2 separate regions of the Mus musculus genome follow, and region 2 is linked to region 1. A link is a loop called in an ENCODE intact Hi-C map of the cell type or tissue named here. Cell type or tissue: left cerebral cortex. All regions are shown on one strand. Each heading gives the region's core, and the rest is flanking DNA. Links, peaks and the distances in the headings are about the cores only. Region 1 has its middle 28 kb from the start of Gm25848. Region 2 holds the start of Nrros (negative regulator of reactive oxygen species).

The links. Hi-C counts contacts between places; a loop is a spot of excess contacts. Peaks named below come from ENCODE experiments on the same cell type or tissue, not always from the same donor. Only the 100,000 strongest peaks of a DNase experiment are listed, where the experiment ranks them.
Region 2: it touches region 1 in a loop (1.8-fold over the local background); 7 of 42 quality-filtered maps call a loop at or near these places.

Annotation. Positions count from the first base shown.
Region 1 is chr16:32,209,780-32,221,147 of GRCm38, reverse strand. No RefSeq gene overlaps it. Among named protein-coding and RNA genes, the nearest start is that of Gm25848, 28 kb to the left of the region's middle. In left cerebral cortex, for the core only: CTCF peaks have their summits at 5,953 and 7,638 (motif pointing left); DNase peaks (open chromatin) are centred at 6,131 and 6,786; H3K27ac peaks cover 1,021 bases.
Region 2 is chr16:32,159,073-32,170,440 of GRCm38, reverse strand. Nrros (negative regulator of reactive oxygen species) reads left to right here and starts at 4,847. Exons shown (of 3, transcript NM_001347181.1): 1 at 4,847-5,061. In left cerebral cortex, for the core only: no CTCF peak of the experiment used is centred there; DNase peaks (open chromatin) are centred at 4,990 and 5,824; H3K4me3 peaks cover 1,862 bases; H3K27ac peaks cover 1,385 bases.

The DNA.
Region 1 (11,368 bases), core at 2,001-10,000:
ACCAATTTGCAGAGATAGCTGACTACCTAGACAGTTACCTATTTACCAAAACATTGGAGCATGAGTCTTCAGCCTTCTGGCCCAGAACCATCTGACAGATGTTAGGTGAAGCAGGAATATGAAGGACTAGCTTTCTCTGTCTTGGCAGAGTTAAGCTGTTGACTATCCCACATTTTGTGTTCTTTCCTGGACAGTATTTCTGTCTGTAGATGAATTAGGGCAGTTCTTGCCCAGTGGCTACTTTGCCACAACTGGAACAACTCTATATGGAGGTTGTGATGCTCAATATCTTCTTTGAACCGTGAAGGGAGTGCTGTCAGGACTAGACACGTCTCCTAGTCAAAATTTTTATTAATAATGAAGTGACTTTAAATGTCATATTCTGTGGATGTCTGATGCTTTTAAAGACTATCTATATAAAGTGTATCTGAACTGTTAAACCTTGACTACTCTTTGCTATTTCTATTTGAATAATATTGAAAGCATCTTATTATAATTAATTCAGAATCCAATATAACCATGAGTTTACTCTCTAGCCCTTAACTTGTATTACTTAATTATCCTAAACAGTTTGTAATAGCAACTTTAGAAGGACTGGGTTTAAGCCTTGTATTCTTAAATGCATTGCATAGGCACAATGCATATCTAAGAGTAACAATATTAATTTCAAATTTTGTATCAATATAAAAATTTATACCAACAAAAACCTTAAATTTGTATCAATATATAAATTTTGTACCGATGTAAGAAATTGTAACTTCAATTTTTTCATCAATTATAAAGATTTCTACCAATGTAAGATTATGGCTATACAATGCTTGGTTTAAGAATAAATTTAGGGGCTGTAGAGATGGCTCAGTGGTTAAGAACCTTACTGCTCTTCCGAAGGTCCTGAGTTCAAGCCCCAGTAGCCACATGGTGGCTCACAACCATCTGTAATGAGATCAGAAGCCCTCTTCTTGGGTGTCTGAAAACAGCTACAGTGTACTTACATACAATAAATAAATAAATCTAAAAAAAGGAACAAATTTAGTAATCCATCCCATATAGTTCTTCCCTGTTCAAAATTGTGACCATTTCCAAATTATCCCTTAAAATGACAACCTATCTATAATTTATAAATTAACCATAACCAGACACCCAACCCAAAGAATCTGGATGACTCTCCATGGCTTCGTCCTGCTGAATTGGGGTGATAATTGTTTTCAAGGGGTGGGAAGGTATAGGAAATTGGGAAAACTGGTTAGACTTAAGAAAGGCGGCTTTAGCATCTGTTCTCCAGTCTCTGTATGCTTTGAAAGCTCAGGGCATGACTGAAGTTCTGACTGGATCTGTCTGAAAGGCTGGGGGAACGAGTCCATCAGGAATCAGCAGCTATTCCTGAAGATGTTCTGGAAGCAAGTTTCTAGAAACAGCATTAGGAGGCAGGGAGCTGTCCTGTTTGACTTTCTCAAATTTTTCTTTTCTGTAGTCAAGATCTTCAGGGGGTCACATTTGGTCCATATCACTCTGGAAAGGGCCCAAAACCTTTCCTCCTTTCCTATTAACCCAAATACAGAGCCTCTCTCCCAAAATAGCATGGTCCTTGGTCCAGTAACCCAAAATCTTTAAAGGTATAGATTGGTTCACTGTAGCAGTCTTCTTTCTCTTCAGACCTGCTCTATTTTGACTTCTCTCCCAGAAGATTTGTAATATCATAACCACCAAACTTATAACCACACACATATTGATAATCAAAACAATTCAAAACAATCAAAGCAATCTAAACAAGTACCATTATCCATGGACACAGTGCTCCTCCACTATCCCCTGCCTTGTTCTTACACAATTAATTTTTTTTTTTTTTGGTTCTTCGTTTGGTTCTTTGGGTCTCTCTGTATATCCCTGGCTGTCCTGCAACTCACTTTGTAGACCAGGCTGGTCTCGAACTCAGAAATCCGCCTGCCTCTGCCTCCTGAATGCTGGGATTAAAGGCGTGCGCCACCACGCCTGGCCACAATTAATTTTTAAAAGTGAGATCAAGGCCGAAATTTATTTATTCATCTATGCATATGTAAATTCTCCCTTCTATGGAGATTAATATTAACATACACACACACACACACATACACACACACACACACACATATATATATATATATATATATATATATCCTCTTTATATAACTTGAATTAACATCCTTTCCTATATATTTAACTTCAATTAAATTTTCTTCTATTTCCAGGCTATTAATTTGTCATACCAGGCTAAGCAATCCCAGAATTCCCGTGTAGCCCATGTACAAAGAACCCAGCTGCCTGCCCTGGCATGGACATTTTCAACTTTCCTTTAAAGCATATATCTCCTTTCTGTCCTTAAAAACAATTAAATCAGTTTTCATTCAATCTCCTTTCTATGGAGATTAATATCTCATTATTATTTGTTGAGATAGTGTTTCCTCTCTAACTCTGTAACTTTCTTACATTTGAGATCAAAGGCCTGGATTTCTTTAGTTCATGTGTACTTAAAAACACTCAAACAATTACTACTGTATCTCCCTTCTATTCTTTAAAGCAATTAAGTCAATTCTTATCCATTTATTGCTATCTTTTATTTATCTGGTTGTAGGAGGCAAGCAGCGTCTACCATTTGTCTCTCTCTGCTTTCTGAGCAGCCTGCCTCTTTGCACAGCAGGGGCTCCCAGCACCTCTGAGCTCAAACTCTCTGCAGCAGCCCACAGAGCATCCTGCTGAGTTTTTTGGCTTCAACTCCAAGAGCCATAAAAACTGGGTGTGGTGGCAGAAGGATTAGGAGTTCAGGGCTATCCTCAGCTACACAGCAAGTTTGAGGCCAGCCTGGGGCACATATCTCAAAACAAACCCAAAGCCAGGGATGCATTTGGACTTCATATGAGACTTGAACAAAGGAGCAGAAAGCTATCAGGAACTTGGAGTACTACTGGGGCTGCAGTTATTGGTGAGGGTAATTATGTAAATATATTGCTCCCTGTGCTGGTGAGACAGCTCAGTGGTTAAGAGCACTGACTGTTCTTCTAGAGGTCCTGAGTTCAATTCCCAGCAACCACATGGTGGTTCACAATCATCTGTAATGGTATCTGAAGAAAGCTACAGTGTATTCATATAAATAATAAATAAATAAATAAATAAATAAATAAAAATAGCTTAAATAAATAAATAAAATAAATAAAATTAAATAAATAAAATTAAATAAAATTAAATAAATATAAATATAAATAAATCAATAAATAAAAATTTAAAAGTGTTGTTCCTTCTTCAGGTCAAAATGCTTACATACATCTCTCCTCCATTCAAGAAATCAACAGGGCAAGGGAGCAAGATGGGTCAGTCAGTAAAGTAGTTGCTGCCAATCCAAGGATCTGAGTTCAATCCCTAGAACCCAAACATGCACCATGTTGAAGTTGAGTTCTCTGTCTCTGTCTCTCTCTGTCTCTCTGTTTCTGTCTCTGTCTCTCTGTTTCTGTCTCTCTCTCTCTCACACACACACATACACAGAGACACACACACACAAATGTTTTTCCTACAAAATAAATCAACCCAGGGTCAGATTGGAGTCTGGTAGGCTAAGTGCCCAAGATAGGAAATTTATTAGTCCAAACATGGAGGTGGGAGCAGGTTCATAGTATCTAGAAAGCCACTGTGATCGAAGACTGGGGAGGAGATGGGGGATTGGTAGGTAAGAGACACTGAAACAGACTCATCCTTTCAAAAAATAATAATGTGTCTAGGCAATCTGATATACATCAAACAGCCCAGTGTGGTCACTTATGCCTATAATCCCCACGCAAAGGAAGCTGAGGCAGGAGGACTGCCTTGAGTTTGAGCCACAAGTTTAGAGGTGGAAAGATGCTCTTAAGGGAAGTCTGTGGGGTCTCATGTGCCTATTTGTGTCTCCAGTTCCCTGGCCTTCTGTGCTGACATCCTTACTGCAATTCTGCGACTTAGGGACCTTGTGAGATGAAAGTCTTTTCCATGCTGTCTTGCTCATGAGGACACACTGCTGTAGCAAAGCACAAGGCAATTCAGGAGCTTATCTCCCTTACATTTCTCTTTCAGGCCACCTCAGAGGCTGGCAGTGGAAACTGTGTGAATGAGGTCTTATGCCACCACCAGAGCCCTGGCTAACAGCCAGGATGGAGCATTAGGATCCATACAGAGTCACACAGAGCACATGTCCTCCCTTGGTCCATTTATCTACCCAACAGCGCCTTCCTGGATCATAGATGATTCTGGTAGTTATAGCAACAGGTACCTGCCTTCTATGTCCTCAAAGTCATTGCACTTCATATTCCTGGGCACCCACTATGTGCTTTACCCACACCATCTCATTTATCACAGTATGTTACTGGTAGTGCCATTGTATAGGAGCAGGAGGAACTCAATTCAAGAGACGTGAATTACCAAAGTCACCCAGCTTTAAATTCCCCAGGCCGTGTTGATAACCAGATTCTCTGACTTAGAAATTCAGTCACTTACCATCCAAGGTTGAGGCAGGTATGTCAGTCAGTGCACATCTTACAAGGTGAGTGCTGTCAGAGACATCGACCCAGTGGTGCTGAGGTGGCTACTCATGTCTCACCAGGCTGGAGAGACAGGTGGAAATAGAATGTATCCCCGCCCAGGAGGTACGCTCTGATCTGGGTGACTCCCTCTCAGTTTCTCTCTTCATGTCTGTGAACCATTCCTCAAAAACACAAAAACAAACATAACGTAACCATGACCAGTGTCTGGGTTGCCAAATAACTAGACAATGCCCAAGGAAATTTCAGATACATGAGGACTATTTTAATATATGTATGTCTCCAGTGTTGCATGAGATGTAACGATGCTGAGGAATATTGTTTGTCTGAAATTCAAGCTTTACTGCTCATCCTGTATGAGTTTTAAAAAAGATTTGTTACTTTTAAAAAATGTATGCTATTTCGTCTCCACGGGTCTGCCCACCACTTGTGTGCCATTCCCTCAGAGGCCAGAAAGAGTATGAAATGGAATTGTAGGCAATTGTGAACCACCGTGTGGTACTGGAACTCAAACCCAAGTCCTACAAAAGAGCATTCAGTGCTCTTAACCAGTGAGTCATCTCTCCAGCCTTGTAATCCTGGGGTTTTCCCCCCATATTTTGTGTGTGTGTGTGTGTGTGTGATAAAATACATGAAACATATAATTTAATGTCTTAATCCCTTTTGGCCATACATGTTAGTAAGATTTAATACATTCATAAGGCATGCAGTCATCCCATCCCCCCAATCCCACCTCCTGAACTCTTTCATCTTGCAAAACTGAAAGGAAAGAAAACTTAAAAAAAAAAGTACATAAGGAAATTAAAGGAACCCCTGCCTTCTCCCATCCTATGATCGCTGGCGTTCTCCTTTTTTTTTTAAATTTTTAAACTGGTTTTTCGAGACAGGGTTTCTCTGTGTTGCCTTGGCTGTCCTGGAACTCACTTTGTAGACCAGGCTAGCCTCGAACTCAGAAACCCGCCTGCCTCTGGCTCCAGAGTGCTGGGATTTAAGGCGTGCACCACCACGTCCAACTGCGTTCTCCTTTCTTGTCTACATGCTTTATGTGCAAGGAATCACAAAGCCTCTGTCTTTTGTTAACTGGCTTATTTTGCACGGCATAAAGTTCCCAAGGTTCATCTTCTCATAGGATGTGTTAGAATTTCCTTCCCTTAAAAAACCAAAACCAAAACCAAAAACGGTGTGTGTAGGTGGGCGGGGGCAGAGGACCCAGGTGTCATCTTCAGGAAGCCTGTCCGGATCCTGAGAGACAGGGTCTCTCATTGGCTCAAAACCCCTGGATTACCTGGCTAGCACGCTCTAGGGCTCCTCCTGTCTCTGCTTTCCCAACTCTAGGATTATAAGCATGCAACTCCAAGCCCAGCAGTTCTCTGTGCGTTCTGGAGGTCTTTACACTCACAGGACCAGCACTTTACCAACAGGGGCACCCCAGCCTTTCTTTCTGTTTGAGATGAGTAATAAATAGTGCCTTATGCACCACATTTTCATCTTCACCTCCTTGGATGTGGGTGCTCCCCCGTTTTGGCTACTGTGAATAATGCTACTGCGTGCCTGGTTCATTCCCCGCCCCCGGACATCGGCGCTCCCGTTTTTTTTTGACTGTTGCAAATAATGTGGCTGTGAGCTGGGTGTCTGCACACCACTTCAAGACTCTTCCTACCGTTTCCCAGAAACAGAGTGGCCGCGCTCCATGGAGCTCTATATTTAACTTTTTGAAGAACTGCCATCCCGTTTTCTAAAGTGGTTGCACAACTGTACACTTCCAGCAACAGTGCCCCAGGGATTCAAATTGCTCTGCATCCTAGAAGATACTTGATGTTTTCTGTTTTGTTGTTGGTTTTTTGCTTGTTTGTTTGTTTAACAGCCACACTGATAAAGGTGAGGTGAAAGGACATTCATTTTATTTTATTTTATTTTATTTTTATTCACTGATGTAGCAACCTTAAAGTGCAGCCTGATTCCTTGCTGGTCCAGACCAATCCTCAACAGCCTGACTCTAGGTACCTCAGGCTTTCTTGTGTGAAATCCTGATTCTGGGCTCCTAGTCCACATCCAGCCATCTCTATCTGCTCCTGCTCAGACCTAGAGCTGAGCCTGAATCCAGCTGCTGAGGCATAATTTTTCCTCAATGCTTGCTTCTTAAAATGACTGCTTGATAGCACATCAGCATCCTAGAAGATACTTGGGGCTGAGGCTGAGCCTAGTGACAGAAACTGACAGAGCATGTGACTCAGAGGACTGAATCTGAGGTGGCAAACTTGCACAGCCCAGCCAAGCCAGAATTAGCAGCAGTTGGTTGTCAACTTGACAAACCTGGCAAGAGGAGATCCTCAGGTGAAACTCAGCCTCTATCAGGTGGACCTATGAGCATGTGTGTAAGGCATTTTCTTCACTGCTAATTGATGCAGGGGGGCCCACTCATTGTGGGTGATGCTACCCCTGTGCAAATGGTTCTAGGCTGTATAAGAAAGCAGGCTGAGAAAGCTGGAAGAAGCAATCCAGTAAGCAGCAGTTCTCAGGTGCCTGCTTCAGTTTCTGCTTCCAGGTTCCTGCCTTGAGCTCCTGCCCTGGCTTCACCCTGTGGTGGACTTTACCTGTAAGCTGAAATAAACCCTTTCTGCCCCAAGGTGCTTCTGTTCCTGGCATTTGTCATAGCAGCAGACAGCACAATGGAACCGCAGGCTAGTACTGCAGGATGGACCAGCCAGTCACATCCAGTTATCTGCTTCTCTCTTCAATAAGGTCTCTCCTTGGGTGGAGAGATGGCTCAGCAGGTAAGAGCACTGACTGCTCTTCTAGAGGTCCTGAGTTCAATTCCCAGCAACCACATGGTGGCTCACAACCATCTGTAATGGGATCAGATGCCCTCTTCTGGTGTGTCTGAAAACAGCTACAGTGTACTCATATGCTTAAAATAAATAAATAAATCTTAAAAGAAAAAGGGGGGGGGTGCTGGAGAGATGGCTCAGTAGTTAAGAGCACCGACTGCTCTTCTGAAGGTCCTGAGTTAAAATCCCAGCAACCACATGGTGGCTCACAACCATCTGTAATGAGATCTGATGCCCTCTTCTGGTGCATCTGAAGACAGCTACAGTGTACTTAGATATAATAATAATAAATAAATCTTTAAAAAAAAAGTCTCTCCTTTTATATTCTTACCAAGCACCTTCCATGAGTGTTACACCTTCCAGCAGACAAAGGCAAGCAAGCCTGTGTCTAGGATGCCAAGGCCTATCTACGAAGTTGTAATAGGACAGAGAAAGAATGAGGGGCTCAGGAGACTGTGGGCAAATGCTCTGGGGTGGGAAAATTGGAGTGGGGCAGGGATTCAATCCAAGTGGCTTCGTGGAGGAGGTGTCATTTGAGTAAAACCTCAAAGGGGAAAATAATATTTCAACCCGAGTAAAACCTCAAAGGGGAAAATAATATTTCAACCCGTGTCAACATGCAAAGTAAATTTGGATTTGCAAATTTGTTAATAGCAATTGATCAATTTTGTTCCATGTTTTATTCTTCTAAGTAACATCTGAATTTACAGCCATTTATTTCTCACCTAAGTTTCCAGATAGTCTATTATGTATTTTCATTTTTTAAAGTTTATTTACACTATGTGGCGGGTGTCTTGCCTGCATGTATGTTTGTGTATTATGTGCACTCCTGGTTCCCAAGGAGGTCAGAGTGGGGACAAGAGCCCCTGGAAGCCATTGTGAGCCACCATGGATGTGCTCAGAGTGGAACACAGTTCTCTGCAAGAACAAGTCTTCTGAAGTTCTGAGCCGTCTCTCCAGCTCTGGTTTCTATTTTTCTGGTTGCAGGTGATGTTCATGTCCCAAATGTTACAACCATCACCAGGTGTTTTTCTGTCTTCCAAGCAAGTTCCAAGCCATTTTCTTGCCTCCTTGGGACTCCTCTGTTACTCCTTGGTTCAGTTCCCACAGGTGTCCATCCCTCCAACACATACTGCAAATATTTGCTTCATTTTCTTTTTTCTTTCTGCCCTGCTAAGTCTATGATTGTCCTTTTAAGTGTTTAGGGGCTGGCAAGATGGCCAAGTGGATGGAGGAGCCCCATTCAGGCCTCACAACCTGAGCTTATCCCTGGATAAGCTTACTCTACAGGGTAGTCAGAGTTGACTTCTGACCTCCATCCATGTGCTATGGGGCTCATGCACCTGCACAGATGCATGCACACACACACAGACAGATACACAAACACGACAGACACATACACACAAACACAGACACACACACACAAACACAGACACATACACACAGAGACAGACACACAAACACAGGCACACACAGAGATACAGACACACACACACACAGAAACACACACACATACAAACACAGACACATATACACAGAAACAGACACACACACAGATACAGACACACACACACATACAAACACAGACACATATACAGAGACAGACACACACACAGAGATACAGACACACACACAGACACACACAAGCACAGACACACACAAGCACATACACACACACAAATACAGACACATACACACAGAGACAGACACACAAACACAGGCACACACACAGATACAGAGACACACAGACACAACACATATACAAACACAGACACATATACACAGAGACAGACACACACAGAGATACAGACACACACAAACACAGACACACACACAAACACAGACACATATACACAGAGACAGACACACAAACACAGACCCCCCCAGAGATACAGATACACACACAGACACAGACAGACACACACACACAAACACAGACACATATACACAGAGACAGACACACAAACAGACACACAGATACAGACACACACACAGAGACAGAGCACACACAGACATGTACAGACACACAAAACACACATAGACATACCTAGAGACATAGATACACATACACAGAGACACACAAACACGACATACCCACCCACCCAGAGATACAGACACACACATCTAGAGATACAGACACACACACAGAGACATACACACAGAGACACAGACAGAGACATACAGACACATACATACACACACAGAGACATACATACACAGAGAGAGAGAGACATAGACAGAGGCACATACACAGACATACACAGTCACACACAGACACACACACCTAGAAACACAGATACACATGCCTAGAGACACAGACACACACACACATACACACACACACAAAGATACAGACACACACACAGACATACGGAGACACACAAACACAGACACACACAGAGTCACAGAGTCACAGACACATACAGAGACACAGATACACACAGAGGCACACACACAGAGACACACACATACAGACACATACAGAGAGAGACACACAGAAACAGAGAGAGAAACACATAGAGAGACACACACACTTTAAATAACTAGTTCTTTGTGTTGCTGGCACTGAACTCAGGGCCATACACATGCCAATCTTGACATAATTGAAACAGAAGCATAAAGAGAGCGACAGCACATACCCATTTGCCCCCGTTCAGCTTTGAGACATCTTATAGTTTTACACACTTGTCTCAGATAACTCAAATGCAAGGCACTGCTTGCTAATACAGTTGCAGCCTGTGGTCCCTGAGCCTGGGATTCCAGTCCTCCCCCTCCCTCTCCAGAGTGTGACTCTTGTCATTACTGTGTCTGGTTTTATGCTTTTTTACATAGGAATGACCCCATAAAGAAAGGTTTTGTGTATTACCAAACCACCATGTGTATGCACAGCATGAGCCACAAAATGACAACATGCATAATGTGGCTCCAAAGATTATAAGAGAGCGAGACACTCTCTTCACCAGAACTTTTATTGTACTATGTTTAGATACATTTAGATGTACGAGTGCTTACCATTGTACTCCAGTGGTAAGTTCCATACAGTAACAGGCTGAACAAGTTGTTAGCTTAGGAAGAAAGGGCTATATAGTATATAGCTATGGCCCGTGGTTGGTTTGTATAAGTATACCCTATCATAGCCACACAGTGATGAAATCACTTAATGGTATATTTCTTAGCATGTCCTCATCAGTAAATTACATGGCTGCGTGTATGTGCTATAATGATGCTGACGTTATTCTGTAACAGTCTTGTGACTTACTTATAGAACAAATAGCATTGTTAAATCATTCCTCTCCACCATCATACAAATACACTGTCACCATCATACAACATACCAACACCAATACCAATACATACCACATACATGCCACCTGTTTTTCCATTGATCACCATTTAGGTTGTTTCAAGTTTTTGTTACTATACATAAAACCAGGGCGGGGCTGGCTAGAAGGCTCAGTAGATAAGCACAGTTGCTGTAGTTATATAGAACTCACTCCATTTAAATTCCCAGCGCCTGGGGCTGGTAGCTCACAATTACCTGTAGCTCCAGCTCCAGGGCATCCAACATGCTCTTCTGGTATCCAAGGGGGGACCCACATACACATGGCATTTCTCTCTCTTTCTCTCTCTCTCTCTCTCTCTCTCTCTCTCTCTCTCTCTCTCACACACACACACACACACACACACACATACACTTAAAAGTAAAGTTGTTCATCATAATACTCAAGCAGTTCCCCTGTCCCCCGCTAGCAATAGTTCTGTTTATGAAGCAAGGGGTGAGGACAGGTGTTGTAAAGGTTCTGAAAGACCTCTGTGGGAAGACCCACCTGAGTCACGAGATAGCGTACACCCAAAGAATCACGAGAAACCATCTTGATGCAAACACACGAGGTAGTTTAATGACGGAGCTCTGGGCTGACACATATCTTACGCTGGAGACGGAGGTGTCGACCACGAGGCTCAGAAGCTAGGGGTTTGTATAGGAAAAGAGTCGGGGCAGGG
Region 2 (11,368 bases), core at 2,165-10,164, 51 kb after region 1:
ACCTATATTTCCCAGCACTTGAGAGACAGAAAAAGGTGGATCTCTTTGAGTTTGAGCCCAGCCTGGTCTATATATGGTCAGGATAGCCAGGGCTTTGTAGAAAGACCCTGTCTCAAATTAGAAAAGAAAAGAAACAACACCTTTCACACACAAATACTTGTTTTAGTTAATTTTCTATTGTTGCAGCAAAAGACTATGACCACAACAATTATAAAAGACTGCTTAATTGCAGTTTTGGTTTCAGAGGGTTAGAATCCATGATGGCAGAACAAAGCCATAGTGGCAGAAACCACTGAAATCTCACATCTTGATTCACAAGTATGAGGCAGGGAGTGCTAACTCCAAATAGCATGAGTCCTTTGAAACCTCAAAGTCAGGCCCCATACTTCCTTCAGCAAGACCCTTACCTCCTAGTCCTCCACAAACAGCCAATAAACTGGAGATCCAGTGTTCTACAAGACATGTGACCAAGGTAACGCATTAAAAAAAAAGCATTTCATTGAGGGATTGCTTATAAATTCAGAGGGTTGTCCAATATCATCATGACAGGGAGCATGGTCAAGCATGGTGCTGGAGAAGCAGCTGAGAAGAGCATCCTGACCCACAGGTTGACAGGCAGGCAGAGAGACACTGGCCTGGTGTGAGCTTCTGATACAACATGACCTGTGGAGGTTTATATGAGGAAGCTCCCCATAGACTCACAAATTTGAACCCTTAGTTACTAGAGATGATCTGAGATGATCTGAGAAGGACTAGAAGGATTAGGAGTGGTGGCCCTATTGGAGTAGGTATGTCACTGGGGATGGACTTTGAGTTCAGGCTGGTGGAGCTCTGTGGGTTCAAAGCCAGTCTGGTCTACAGAGTGAGTTCCAGGACAGCCAGGACTGTTACAAGAGAGATATTATCTCCAAAAAACCAAACCAAACCAAACCAAAACAACAACAACAACAACAAACAACCAAAACCAAAACCAAACCAAACCAAACAAAAATAAATAAATAAAAAAGTCAGTAACTGGAGAATGGCAGACAAGATAGACTTATTTATTTATTGCCTATTAGTTCCCTTTTCTTCTTTCTTCTTTGAGCAAATGTTTACTGAGCCTCTTTATGCACATCGGGCAGTATGGTTTTTAGAAAAACATATTGGGCAGTATGTTTTATAGAGTAGCACATGGTTGCTACCCTCAAAAGTTTGCAGTGTAATTGGGAAAACAAAACATAATTTCAAAAAGATAAATCACAACAGGAGCTCTGTCCTGAGGCCAGGGGGAATTGTATACCATGTGCGCAGAGGAAGAGTCAACCTGAGGTGGGAGAAAGCTTCCCGGAGGAGGGGGAGTCCCAGCCACGCCTTTAGGATGGAAAGTGTTGGGAAAGGCAGGGAGATCATTCCAGCCAAGGAGGTCTCTGGACAGAGAGAGGATGGCGTGTGTTTGAGGAAATGCACACTGAACAGAGTGAATTCTGGGAGCCTGAGCCAGGCACTGGCCTCTCTTCTCATTGAGATGGCATAGGGCTGTACGAGCGCGTCATGACAGTGTGATGGTATTGCCAGCTTGACAGGATTTACTGTAAGAGACAAGCCTCATGCTTGTCAAGGCTCATCCAGATTAGATGGAGGTGAGAAGACCTGCCTTAACTTCGAACGGCACCATGGGCTGGGTCCTCCACTGGGTGAAATGAAGAAATGGAGCTGAGTGCTAGCATTCATCTTCCTCCTGTTTCCTGAGTGTGGATACAGCATGACCAGCTGTCTTAGGCCCATACCACCATGACTCCCAAACTACGATGGAGCCTAGAACTGTGAACCAAAATAAACCTTTCCTTCCATACGTTGCTTGGGTCATGGCAACAGGACAAGAAACTACTATAATACAAAACCTGCATTGTTGAATAGGAGCCAGAAGAAACTCCATAAGGCCAAGAGAGAAAGCTGTGCTTAGAGGAATGTGTCTGGCCAGTGATAGCAGGACCTCTTAGGTTGTGTTGGAGACCAAGGACTCTGATCTTGGGTCTTGGGAAGGAGCCTAGAATATCCAGCTGAGCAGGAGAATTCTGGCTGGACACTCTGGCTTTCAGACCTGCTGGTGTGAGGAATGTCCTGTTTTCAGCTTTGCCCTAGTTTCTCCTGGAAGTCTTTGGGTCCTTCTGCTGCTACTATAGAAGAACAATCTGTGCCATTTTCCAGCCAACTACAGCCTTGTTTCTCCACAGCCTTTAAAATGGCCAGCTTCTAAGTTTCCTTGAAAGAAATCTTGCCGAGAATGCTAATGGGTAAAGCATATACAAGTAGGTATATGCTACTGGGTGTGGTGATAAATATGTGAAGCACTTGGGAAGTGGAGGCAGGGGGATCAAGGCAGGGCCAACTAAATGAGACTCTGTCCAAAAAAAAAAAAAAAAAAAAAAAAAAAAGCAAAGAGGAAGAAAAGTGGATGAGGATGTTAGAACTCAGGCATTGTTGATTCTTAAACTGGCTGAACCAGGATTTAAACACTGGCCCAGGTAAACAGGGACAATGGCTGGCCATAAAGGCCCTAAGCAAGGAACGAATTGATCCCCACACTTTTTCTCGAATGATCGATCCATGGAAGATGGGTGGAGTCTAACTTGGAAGATGGACAAGATTTGGGACAGGTAGACAACTAAGGAAGTTACTGAAGTCATCCAGACATGAGTTGGTGAGAGCTAGACACTTGGAAGAAGGAAGAAGGCTTATAAGATGCAGGAAGTAAACAAAAGCAACCCAGGAAGCTCCTGAAACATGCAAGATTCATAAGACTCTCTTCCCCAAGCCCATAACACAGTAATCTATAGAGAGAATCTAGTGGGGAGCCACCTGTGGGTGTAGGAGTCTCTGGGAGTGCAGTTTTGTGAGTTGTCATTCATGCTAGGGTAGGTTTCTTGGTGAATCACTGTGTTCCTATAAGTAACCCCAGGAAACTCACCGGCTCTCTAAGCTAGATTTGGGTGGAATTGGTTCTTTGATCTGTCATCAATGCCTTGTTGTGGTGAATAACTGTTAAGATCTCCCCAAGAAAAGTCACACAACAATCAGATTCAAGAACCATTCCTAGGACAGAAGACATAACTCAATGGTTAAAAGCACTCAGTGTTCTCTCAGAAGACCCTGAGTTCTCTCCCAGCCATGATGTGGTGGTTCACAATCACCTGTAACTCTAGTTTTAGGGGGTTTGACAACTTCTTCTGGTATCCTTAAGCATCTACACACATGACATTCACTTACATAAATACACACACATACTCCCTTATAAAAATAAAAGTATATTAAAAAAAAAAGAAAAAAGAACATTCCTAATGTGACATACACCTGTAACCCCAGCATTTGGGAGGCTGAGACTGGAAGTTCATACCTGTAAAATAAAAATAAAATATAGCCGGGTGTGGTGGCACACACCTTTAACTCTCAGGAGTTAGAGGCAGGTGGATCTTTATGAATTTGAGGCCAGCCTCATCTATATACTGAATTCCCAAACAGCCAAGGCTATGTAGAAAGAGCCTGTCTCAAATAAATAAATAAATAAATAAATAAATAAATGTTTTAAATATGAATACAAGCCCTTTCTTGGAAAAGAAGCTTGGTGCTAGAGATAAGAGTTAGCCACACACTGGTAGACACAAAGGAAAAAGTTTGAGTCAGAAACCTTAGTGTGACACAATTTTCTCTACACTTGTTTTCTTCTTCAATGGTGCCATCATTGTTACCTTTACAAGTGAATAAATGTGTGTGTGTGTGTGTTTACATATATATGTAAAACAGTTAAAGTGGAAGAGGCCATGAATTTGGAAGAGAACAGGGTGGGATATATAGGAATGTTAGAGGGAGAAGGGGGAGGGAGAAATTATATTTTAATCTCAAAAAAAATTTAAAGGCTGTATAATTAATTTACATAGTTTTTTGAACGAACCCCCCCCCCCCAGCCCTCATCCCCGTTGCTTCCTGCTGCAGGGCATGGAGCCGCCCTTTGGTGTGGTTTGTATACTCAGTGAGACTCCCTTGAGAGATGATTTTTCCTTTGTGGATGGTTGGGGCTGGGAGCTCATGTCTTTTTCTCCATCTTAGAGCTGGGACTAGGTCAGGTCTGGATCCGTGCAGACGCTAGCTAGGCATGCTGCCACAGTTGACAGTGAACTTTCTACACAGCATTATCAAAACAACGCTGTTGAACACCCGTACTCAATAGAGCCAAGAAGTTTATGGTACTATCTGCAACGCGGGGTCAGTTAAAAACCAGTAGACAAAAACCTTTCTTTTTCTTCCATTTGTCCTTCTTGTTTATTTTGTGTGTGTGTGACAGGTCACACGAATCCCAGGGCAACCCCAAACCTGCTCTTTGGGCTGGGATGACCTTGTACTCTGATCCTCCTGCTTCAACCTCTCCAGGGTTGGGATCACAGGTGCGTGCTGCCATTGCCGACTTCCTTTTCCCTTTATTTATTTTCTTAATTTTTAAGAAGTACGGTGCCCAGAAAAGATGATTAGTTAAGGACTGACTGAGTAGATGAAAACAGACGACTGGATGGATGACCCTTCTAAATGGCGGACTCGTCCCCCTTTCCAATTAAACAAATTTGTGTTGCCCTTCACTGAATTCTGCCCCAAGCTGGCCCTTGGATAGAAGCCTGTAGAAGAGTTCCTGGAACAGCAGACCACAAGCCAGGACTCCTAGTTCCCATGTGCCATCAAAGCAGGAGCCACAAGAGCATGCTTAGCGACGACCTAACAGAGCTTGGCAGGCTGCACCTGTAGAGTGACAGCCCTGCTGGTGAGGGGCCATGTGCTACCTGCATCCTCGTCCAACCCCACCCCCACCCCACCCCCCGCGGTGGCAGTTCCTTCTAAGACGCGGGCTGAGTGCTGAGTCGCTGAGAGGCGAGCTCTCCATGTGACTTCAGTTTCCGTTGGTTCCTTCCGCAAGTGCTAAAATAATCTGATGCCCCAGAGCGAGTAGGCAGCGCAGCAGCGGCAAGTGCTGTCCAGGAGGCTGGGGCCCTGGAGACGATGCGCCCCGCGGAGCCGCCTGGGCCTGCGGGAGCAGTGAGTATTTCTTGCGTGGGTTCGTTGAGCATTGCCGGGCTACAAGAGGTGGGCGAGCTGGGACCGGGTTGGGTGGTGGGAGGTTAGGCATCAGCTCCCCCACCCCACGCACGCCGCGCTCAGGCTCATTGTGAAGTTGTGGTATCCAGTCTCTCCGCCTCTGGGCTGGATTTGGGGGGGGGGCTACACCTTTGGTGTAGGTGGAAGTCTCAGGAACTCTTACAGCTGAGAGAGGAGGTGTGTGATGTGGGAGAGGCACGTAGGGCTTTACAACCAGCTATGGTTTGATTCCTGGCTCTTTCAGGGAGAGTGTGAACAGGTTAGGGAACTTTTCGGAGCCTCCTTTTTTTTCCTCATCTACACAGTGGTCAGTGCTCCTTGCCTAGTCTGAGTGACCGGACGTCATGAGAGGACGCTGTGAACACTCAGCATACGGGTGTTTGCATCGACTCCTTTGCCCATCAACATAAATTGAGACCCACCATTACACAGGCAAAGACACGGAAATCCATCCACAGTCGCACTTACTTAACCGGGATCTTCCCAGGGTCAGCTGTGTGTGTACATCCAGAAGACAGCAAAAGCCCTTCTCCTAGAGCCTTTGTCCTGGGTAACTTGTGCTGGGGTATTATTTGGTCCACAGCTACCCAAGTGTCAGAGAGAGAGATTAGAGCCAGGCTCTCCTGACTCCTGCTCAGTGCTCTGCTGTGGTCCTCTCGGCCTCTGCAGGCACAGACACACATCCATGGACCTACCCACAGGCTCGCTCGCACTCAGGAGCTGGGCAGGGAAAAGCACTGCTCTCCCTGCAGTTGCTAGCTCACCATTGCGCTGCGGCGATGACCACGTGCCCCACTGTAACTAGGATCGGAGCAGACTAAGGAAGGCTTTCCAGTGTCTCTCTCTGCTACTGACCGTGAGGTACGGACAGTTTTCACGGTGTTTGAGGCCTGGGGACACCCCCTATGAGCTTTATATGTGAGCCCCAGAGTTCCTAGAGGGGGTTATAGACTCATGGGCCCAGAAAAACAAAAAACAAAACAAAACAAAAAACCTCAACACTTAGGTTAAAATCAAAACCAAACAGCCTCACAAGAGAAGGTGCCTTCATTTGACTGGTCCTTCGAGAGAACTCTGGACAATGGTACACACTCCACCAGGCTGTCCTGGAGCTCATTAGCTTCTAAGCCAATCTCCACTGGCCTGACTTGTGAAGCAGGAGGCAAACCCTTTCTCCTTAGTGATAGAACTGTCCGTGGATAGATTCTTGGGGAACTAGCTTCTGTACTGTGTCTAATATAAGCCAGTGACACAGAAGATTGTAACAGGGCCAGCCTCCTTCGTAGTCCCTATTGACTGGAGTCAGGATTGGGATCGGACCAAAATACCTAACAAAACCCAAAGAAACAAAACCTGGACTTCTTAAGGAGGCATGGTCTGGTCGAACAGTAAAATGTAGTCAACAATGCTGAACTGCAGGTCTGAAAATGGCTAAATGATAGAGTTTATGTGATAAAACAGATGAAGGGAGGGAGGGAGGGAGGGAGAGTGTGTGTTTCCCCCCCAAAAAAGCAACCAAGCAGTTGTTATCAGAAGCGGGGGAAATGAAGTTGCTAGACAGACTTTTCAGGACAAACAGAATCAGGGGCTGAGACCCAACGTTTTGTGTCTTCAGTGTGTGACTTTAGCCTCAGCAGAGGGCACAAAGGAGGAAGTAGAACTTTGCCCTGGTTCTCACCAGTGAGGTGGGTACAAAGAACAAGGCTGGGACCAGTGATGCGCTCAGCGTGGCCACAAAGTTCTGTGAGGTCCCCAGGGACTCCCCTCCTCAAGCCCCAGCCTCCACATTTACCACCCTCAGGCACTGTATGTGGGCTCACCTTGAGTGCTGCTGCCTGGCCCTACCTCTAAGAAAGATAACAATCTGGAGGGGATTTCTCTGCAGGAGATAGCATTTGAGGCTCTGACTTTCTTTCACACAGCTTCTGCTCAGTGAACCCTGTCTATCTCTGGTAGCCCTGGTATCTCCTGGCTTTCCTTGTCTCCCTTGGATGCTAAGACTGAGCACTGACCCTCAGCCATCAGCTCTCTCCCTGCCCGGCCTGGGGCCACATCTTTCAACTTCAGGCAAGTTAATGGTCCTTGTAACCACCCACCAAGACACTTGAAACTTCCCCAAGGGGACTGTTCTCAGCCTCAGCCTCCTCAACGTTGGTCTGACAGGTTTTCAAAATTTTGTGTTTACTTAACTAAGGTGATTGACCAGAGGTCAGAAGATGTCATTAGATCCCCTGGGACTGGAGTTAACAATGGATGTGAGCTACCATGTGGTTGCTGGGAATTGAACTCAAGTCCTCTGGAAGAGTAGCCAGTGCTCTTAACTGCTGAGCCGTCTCTCCAGCCCCTACTTACAGGAATGTTTAAAGAGTTCCGTTGTTTTATATGCACTCTGAAGTATTTTAGAAGAGCTGTACTGGTGGCCATGGTATTTGTTTATTTGTTTGCTGTTGATGACTGAATGCAGGACCTTGGGCACGCTAGGTCAGGCTCTTCCACTGATCAGCCAGGTCAGGGTTCTCTTCTGCCTCCCACCCTTTTAAAGTTTTGTTTTGAGAACAGGTCATGAAATTGCACAGGCTGGCCTCAAACTCACCATCTTCCTGTCTCAGCCTCCTCAATGCTGGGATTACAGATGTTTTACAATGCCTAGCGATTTGGCTTTTTTTTCCCTAAATATTTAATCTACCTGTATTTGAATGTGTGTGTGTGTGTGTGTGTGTGTGTGTGTGTGTGTGTGTGTGCGAGCGCACACACACAATATGCATGGAGGAATTCACAGTCTCAGGAGAGAGTATCAAATCCTGTGGAACTGTATTTACATGCAGTCATGAGGCCCCATGTGGGTGCTGGGAACTGAACCCAAGTCCTCTGCAAGAGCAGCACACCCTCTTAACCAGTGAGGCACCTCTCTGACCCTGTCTATTTGTGCTGGGGTATGTGTTTGTTTGTTTAAGATTTATTTGTATTGCTCTTTATTCATTTGTGTGTCTGTGTGTGAGCCTACATTGTACATGCAGGAGCCTTTGGAGACTGGAAGCATTGAATCCTCTGGAACTGGCAATGTTGTTGTGAGCCACCAGAGGTAGGTGCTCCTTGACGTCTATTTTTATATAATAATAATAATAACAACAATAACAAATGAGTTGAGTGGTGGTAGCGCACACTTTCAATCCCAGCACTTGGGAGGCAGAAGGAGGGGAATATCTATGAGTTTGAGGCCAGACTGGTCTACAGAGTGAGTTCCTTGACAGTTAGGGCTATTACAGAGAAACCCTTGAAAAACCAAAAATGAATCAGTGAATAAATAAATAAATAAATAAATAATACAATGAATTGAAGGATAAGTAAAATATGATAAAAATAAGTATAGTAAAATGTTATAAGCAGAAGGTAGGTAGGTGGTGGATATACAGTGGTGCCTGATGACAGACTTTTTCGATTTTGTTCTATGCTAAAGTCTTGTCTTGTCTTTTCTTTTCTTTCCTTTTCTTTTTTCTTTTGGTTTTTCCAGACAGGGTTTCTCTGTGTAGCCCTGGCTGTTCTGGAACTCACTCTGTAGACCAGGCTGGCCTCGAACTCAGAAATCCTCCTGCCTCTGCCTCCCAAGTGCTGGGATTAAAGGCGTGCGCCACCACGCCCGGCTTTCTTTTCTTTTCTTTAAAGATTTAATTATTTTATGTATATGAGTACACTGTAGCTGTCTTCAGACACCCCAGAAGAGGCATCAGATCCTATTACAGATGGCTGTGAGCCACCATGTGGTTGCTGGGATTTGAACTCAGGACCTCTGGAAGAGCAGTCAGTGCTCTTAACCAACTCAGCCATTTCTCTAGCCCCAAGTTTTTTCTTTATATGAAATGCTGGAGGAAAGTTAAGTTGCTAATAATTAATAACTACTCAAATTGCTTCTCATCAACATAAAATTAAAATAATAAAAAACCCTGCAATGTGTTATCATAGGTTATCCTTCAGCTGAACTGTTAGGCTATAAAAAGGAGGGAACTCCTCGAAGGATAAATAGGAATTTGGTAAAAGAAGACCCCAGAAAGGGTCTTTCCTGCTGAGGAACCAGCTTGTGAAATGTGTGATTCAGCTGGGGACCACATGCGTTCCAGGGTGGCTTGGGCTTTGGGGTGTTGAGGTGGAGTTGATGCGGAACTCAGAGACTAGAGTTTGAACGGAAACTCTCCATTCTCCGAGCACTCAGCCACACTTCTGTATGCCTCCAGTCACAGGCACTCAGCCACAGTTTTGTATGCCTCCGGTCCCACAGGGACGCCAGCATTTCTACTAAACTGTGCACTTGTTAGGAGTCCCTGTTAGGTGGTGATCCTTTGTGCCTTCTAAAAGAAACTGAGTTGGAGAGTCGGTATTTTCATTCTGACTCCAGGCTAAAATTAGCCTCAAGTAATCTCTGTGGTCTTTGCGTATGGTGCCCTACAGACTCTGGGTAGTCACCTCCCCCAGGGAAGTCCAAGATTCATGGGCATTGCCAGGAATGGAAGGAGAAGGCATGGCTCCTTCATCTTAGTTTTTCCTTCATAGTGACTCATTAGCACAGAAGACCTCCACTTCCCATTGGTTCACTGGTACCTGGCTTCACCAAGGCATGAGTCTGCCCCCTGAGTGGGGCTGCTGAAGGCTCTGCCGGGTGGTCCTGTTTCCTCTTGAAGAAGCCCTTACTCTTACAGAAGTGACTAGTGGGAATGAACCTGTGAAAAGAACAGAGAAACTAATGCAACGCAGGGTGGGCCTCCGAAGAGATCATGCATTTTTCTCATATACAAAGGGGACACTCATTGCCAGCCACAGCGAGACACACAAGAGCCAGCTGTTACCTGTTGGAGGGAACACACTTGCATTTTTGACAATCTGTGGCTAGACGCATTCTGTGGCCATGGAAGGGACAGAGTGAGCTGACCTCTCTTGGTTTGGATGGGCTAGCCCTGACCACACAAGGAGCCAATTCACTCATCTGTGGCCCTGTGGAAACGGAGGCGTTTGAGCAGATAGTAAGTGCTTGAAGCAGTCTCTATAGGAAAAGCGCTGTTTGGGGTGGTGGGGAGGGGGCTGTTGTAGCCCTTACGCCTCCATTCAAGCAGAAGTGAGGGTAGAGCCTGGCCAGACCTGACATATTTGCTCGGGAGACATCTTGAGCTTTGTATGTGACAAGTGCTTTGGTGCCATTTCACAGAATTCCCCAGGCTGGCTGGCTGCCCTCCCCACTCCATCGTTTTGTTAGGATTTCCAGCTCAAAAACAGTCCTGAGCAGACCCTTGGAAAATTGTGCTGGCCAGATTTTGCTCAACCTGACCCAAGCTAGAGTCATGTGGTAGAGGAAACCTCAGTTGAGAAGATGCCTCCACCAGATGGCCTGTAAGCAAGTTTGGGGGACATTTTCTTGATTAATGATTGATGTGGGAGGGCCCAGCCTACTGTGGAAACACCTGGACAATTATACTGGGTGACATTAAAAAAACAAAAACCAAAAAACAACAAGTTGAGTTAGGCAGTGGTGGCATACAACTTTAATCCCAGCACTTGGGAGGTAGAGGCAAATGGATCTCTGTGAGTTCGAGACCAGCCTGGTCTACAGAGTTAGCTCCAGAACAGCCAGCCAAAGAAGAACAGAGAAATTCTGGAAATTCTGTCTCTAAAAATTGAGAGAGAGAGAGAAAGAGAGAGAGAGAGAGAGAGAGAGAGAGAGAGAGAGAGAGAAAGAGAGAGAGAGAGAACGAGAACACAAGTTGAACAAGCCATGGGAAGCAGGCCAGGAAGCAGCACTCCCCTGTGGTCTCTGCTCCAGTCTTTGTGTCCTCTCCACTTTCCTACCTTGAAATAAGCCCTTCCTGCCCAGTCAATCTTGGCTATGTTGTTGATGCAGAAATGTCTAGATTCTTAGAAACCTAGCCAGGTCAGAAATGCTACTTTTTCTCAAAAGGGTGGCCAACACCAAACTTTGAATAAAAATTTATTTGCCAGAGGGATCATGTGCAACCAATCTTCCCTTCTTCATGCAGAAGAAATGCAGTATGTTCAAGGGGTTACGGTATTCTAGTAATTTCAAATGCTTCCACTCCTTACTGCTCGGCCAGCCTGTGTCTCTGAGACCAACAGAGCAGGGCCCTGGTAGGACAATCATCTGCTTTTGAGGAAGCTCTCCTGCTCTACACATGTTTGAGCACAAGTTGCTTAACAGTGTGTGAGAGGCCATCATGATGCTACTTTCTGAACATTCTTTTAAAAC